Regions from separate parts of the Homo sapiens genome. Here region 1 is linked to region 2. A link is a loop called in an ENCODE intact Hi-C map of the cell type or tissue named here. Cell type or tissue: mammary epithelial cell. All regions are shown on one strand.

Evidence for each region. A loop is a pair of places that touch in the nucleus more often than their neighbours do. Peaks named below come from ENCODE experiments on the same cell type or tissue, not always from the same donor. Only the 100,000 strongest peaks of a DNase experiment are listed, where the experiment ranks them.
Region 1: it touches region 2 in a loop (13-fold over the local background); 5 of 110 quality-filtered maps call a loop at or near these places.

The regions. Positions count from the first base shown.
Region 1 is chrX:45,595,392-45,597,891 of GRCh38, reverse strand. No RefSeq gene overlaps it. Among named protein-coding and RNA genes, the nearest start is that of LINC01204, 91 kb to the right of the region's middle. In mammary epithelial cell, a CTCF peak has its summit at 1,515; no DNase peak of the experiment used is centred here.
Region 2 is chrX:45,748,285-45,750,784 of GRCh38, reverse strand. MIR222HG (miR222/221 cluster host gene) reads left to right here. Exons shown (of 2, transcript NR_170290.1): 2 at 1-2,500. Among named protein-coding and RNA genes, the nearest start is that of MIR222, 2.4 kb to the right of the region's middle. In mammary epithelial cell, a CTCF peak has its summit at 1,219 (motif pointing right); no DNase peak of the experiment used is centred here; H3K27ac peaks cover 2,500 bases.

The DNA of each region.
Region 1 (2,500 bases), 150 kb after region 2:
GGAACTCTCGGCTTCATAGGGAGCCAGCAAAACAATAACAGATATGTGATCATAAATCTTGAAGTAAAGAGAAAGAAATCAGGATGGTCTCACCATGGCGCTGATATTTTAGCTGATTTCTGAAGGATAAAGATGAGTTACCCATGCAAATGCCAAGGGAAAGTATACCAGATAGAAATACAAGTACATGAAATTTTCTAAAGAGAAAAAATCTTAAACTGAAAGTGTGTTGGAATACTGTGATGTGCTACCTAGATACACCTTTATTGAATGACTTATTGTCCCAGCTGCTGGGAGTGCTAAGGGCAGGCAGCCTTCAGTGTTACCACCTTCAGGGGCTCCCTCAGCTGCAGAGAGCCATATTACCAAGGTTACCTCTTTCTCAAGATAGACCACATCCAGTGATGGATTTACATGGGAGTATAAGGCTTGGCCATCTCATTTCAAAGGAAGATAACCCTGAAAGGCTATTTCTAGCCACACTGCTCCATATAGGATCAGTCTATTACTGGGCCAGTCCTGCAGCTCTGTTTCTCTCTGTGCCCACTCCCTTTTCTTCTCCTCCCTTCACATAGGTTGCTCCCAAGGGCACTTCCTAATAAACACCCTGCAAGTTAAATGCTATCTCAGAGTCTACTTCTTGGGAAATTCAAACTACAGCACCTGCTGTGGCCATAGCAGGGTGCATTAAGGTAAACTATGAGCTAAAATTAAGTATCAGATGATGCCAGACTTGGACATGATGTTTGATTTTATTCTTATTGAATTGGAAGCCATAGAAAGTTTTAAAATAAGGGCATATCACAATGCTTCATCCCAATCATGAGAAAATATTAGAAAAACCTAAACTGAGGGACATTTAACAAAATAACTAATATTCTTGAAATGTGTCAAGGTCATGAAAGATAAGGAAAGAATGAAGAACTTTTATAGATTGGAGGAGACTAAGTAGAAAAACAATCAAATGCAATATGAGATCCTGGATAGGATTCGGAACAGAAAAAGGATGGTGGAAAAAATAAGACTTGTAGTTTAGTTAATAGTGTTGTACCAATGTGAATTTCCCAGTTTTGATAAGTGTACTATGGTTATGTAAAATGCTAACATTAGAAAAATCTGAGTGAGGAGTATAAGAGAATTCTCTTGAACTATCTCTGCAACTTTTTTTAAGTCCAAAATTAGTTTGAAATAAAATAAACAAAGTTTATTCAGGTTGCTATATAGAGTAAAGGTTGTGGCGAGAGCAAAAGTGAAAGGAGATAGACCAGAGTAAAGTATTGCAATAGTACTGTGACAGCTGATGATGGTGGATTGGAGTATAGCAGCTAGTAGAGGGAGATTTGAGAAGGTAAAAAAAGAAGTCAACCATGTCAACCACACTTCATCTTTTCTATGGCAGTCTTTGCCTAAAGGAGGCATAAACTAGAAAAGAAATACAGTTTAATGCTAACTCAAGTTTGACGTTTTGACTATTAAGCAAGACTGGACAATCTAATTTCTGAATGGAGACTGCCACCTAAAGTATCTTGAGGACTGTCCAGTCATGGTTAAGAGGTTTGAACTGCTGAAACTATTTTTGCCTAGAAACTATGAATCAGGCCTTTAAGACAACTACATAAAATTTTACATGAAATACATATATATATGTACATTTAAAGCACATATATAGTTAGATAATAATTTCAAACAAATTTCTATTTAGAAACAACCCAGCTCAAGAACTAGAACAGTGGTTCTTAAAACTTGGTTTTGTCAGAATCAACTGAAGGGCTTATAGAGGCTTACATTCCTGGAAGTAGAACTCAGGTTGTTAAATTTTTATCAAATTTCCTACCTGATTCTGACACAGATGAGTTTGAGAACTGATAAACTAGAACATTTGTGGTACCTTTGAAGGCTTCTGTGTACCTCTCTCCAATCGTACTCAACTCTTTCTTCCAGAGTCAACTATTCAATTTTGTTAATAATTCCCTTATTATTCTTTATACTTTTTCATTTGCACCTGTTCAAGTATCCCTAAAAAATACTTTGCTTAGTTTTGCCTGTTTTCAAGCTTTATATGATTAGAAACACAATATGTGTTTTCTTCTGTGGCTTCCTTTTTATTTGCCACATTATGTTCTTGAGATTCATCCATGTTGATGCATTTAACAATTATTCATTCATGGTCATTCGTGCTTGGCATTCAATTGCATGACTATGCCACAATTAATTGTCCACTGTCTTATTGTTGAATATTTAAAGTGTCTCAAGTAACTACATATAAAGAACTTCACTGGTTGCTTGGGAAGCATTAGGGTCTAGTGAAGGGTAGCATCTCTGCCTTCAGTTGCTCCCCTGCTGGCCTCTCCTCACCTGCATTCCTGGCCCCCCACCCTAGCCCAGGAAGAACAAGAAGACCCTTCTACCCAGGGGTCAATGGGGAATGCATGGAGAATGTGTAATTCCACCCTCATCCAACTGTAGTGAGGTGGCACCCTTTTATCCATGGGAGTGTTAT
Region 2 (2,500 bases):
ACAGGATCTCAGGTATGCAAGAGCTGGACGGGTTTCAACCACGTGCCCGGTTATGGTGATACCCTGGCTCAGTTGCTCTAACATAACATAACACAGAAGGAATCCAAGTTCATAAGAACATACTTTAATTAGACACCTGTATTTAAAAGGCTGATTTCTCCTCTAGCATAATTTCACCCTGTGGCGCACTGTGTATACATGGGTGCATTTCTTCCCTGGCCTACAGTTAGAGTTAATTGGACTTTTTGTTCTTAACGGTGTGGGAGGCAGCTTTTTTTAAAAAAAAAAACAGCTTTATTGAAGTATAATTGATAAAGAACTGCACATATTTCATGTGGAAAATTTCATGAGTTTGGATATATGCAAACACCTGTGATACCATCACCATAATCAAGGTAATGGATGTATTCAACATCTCTCAAAGTTTCATTGTATCCCTTTGGTTTTGTGTCTGTGTTTGTGTATATGTTAAGAATCACTTAACATGAGATATACACTGTGGGTGGCAGTTTTTGTTCACTTCTAAAGTAAACTCTGACTTCATTAGAATAGTGGACTGGCTTATGCTCTGTCAAATCCCTAAACATGATTGTGATAGAATTTGACTCTATTCCTATTTAGTTACAGAAAACTACTGGTGCATGAACAAAAATATGTGAAATATCATGGATGGGGTTTAGGGGGACATGTGGGGCCAGACTTTGTGAGGTTATAGAAAATCATGGAACTGGAAAGCATCTGGAAGTTCTTTTACTCAAAGAAGCATAGATTCTTTCACATTTGTGTTAAAAACAGTGAATTAGACAATTTTGACTTGGTAAAGTTAGCATTCTGGCAATGCTGTGAAATCGTTCATCTCTCTTCATTTACTTCCACATATAGTCCCTAGGGTCAAAATTTCTTTCTAAAAATGATAATTTCTAAAGTCAGAGATGCTTTTTGGGGGCAAAATAGAATTGTCCAGGTAATCAGTTTAAAAGACAGAGTAATTCTACTCTTCCTTCAGTAGAATGACGCACGAAGCAGCATTTCTTTCATTTCCAGTAGAACTTTGATGCGAATGTGACTTTTATCTCTCTCAGTGTAGCTTTAAACATCAATGGGTTTCTTTACTTCTTGGTTTGGTGTATAGGTTGCCCCTGTTCTAACCGTGTGGAGTGTAAGCTCTTCAAATTCTAGGTTAACATTTCAAGAAATGGTCTTTATCCCAGTTCAAAGCAGGCCTTCCAACAGCAGGTGGCAGGCTTAACTTTTAATAGTCTTTCCCTCCCTTTAAACTCTTTCTCATACCTCAAATAAATGGTCTTTAGCCAGAATGTATGGGAGTTTTTGTTTATTATTATTTTTGTTTTGTTTGTTTGCAGTGTGACTAGGACTTGAGCAGAAGTACCTTGGTTACAGTCCTATCACTCACCCTTGGGGCTTAGTTGTCATCTTAATTGTTAGATAACAGAATTATATAACTCAACATTTCTAGTTTGAACCTATTTCTTTTCTTTTCCTTTTATTTTTAAACTGAAAATGCATTATTGGTTAATATTCTATGGTGTTATATATTCTACATATTCTATTCTTTGTGTTTTTAATAAACTTAAAACTGTATAGTATTGTTTAGTGGTTGACACTAATTTACAGAATAACCTTTAATAAAATTTTATTTACAGATTTTCCTATTTGTATTACCTAGATTAAATTTAAAACAAGGGGCAAAAGACCACCTTAACTTTAGTACTAAGATGTGGAGAATAGATACCTTTGAGAATTAAAAATTTACCTTTTCTCATCTAAATGTAAAGATTTATAAAAGATAATCTTTTGTATTTTGGCATTGAAAGTGACCACACTAAACCCTTGCCTCACTTTAATTGTTAGTCTTATTCATAAAAGTAGAGTTATGAACAGTTAGTTTTAGTGGTTTATGAAATGTAAGTTTGTGTGTTCTACAAATGCTTTATTTTACATTGAGGGTAAGACTTAGCCAAACCTATATAAACGGTCTTTTCCCCCACTTCAGTATGTATGCTCTGGTTTGTAGGCAGTGCCAAAATATACTTCATAGATGGGATTGGCCTTAACTTATTTAAAGAGAAAAAAAAGCAAGCAATCAAAAAAACCCCTGCTTCACCTTGTAAATTCCACCCTTATCCTCCCCCACCAAGAGCTAACCACACTGGTGAAGCACTATTACTATAATTTGGCAAGTGAGTTGCCTCTTAAAATTAGACATCTGTGATTAAATAGTTAAATCATTCCCTAGATATGTATATATTTAGAGCTCCCAGAAAGCTGGTTATCTTTTCTTATAGCTAACACATTTTTAAAAAGCCACTTTTCTCTTGGTGATAAATATGTGTGTGTCATACTGTGGTATAGCTGCATGTCCGATCAAATGGTACTAGTTTCCAATTGACAGTAGCTTTATTAAATCTTTTCTAAGTGATAGCTGAAGCATTTTAAATTCACAGCAAAGGATTCTAAGACGTGTACTTGGAGAAAAGTT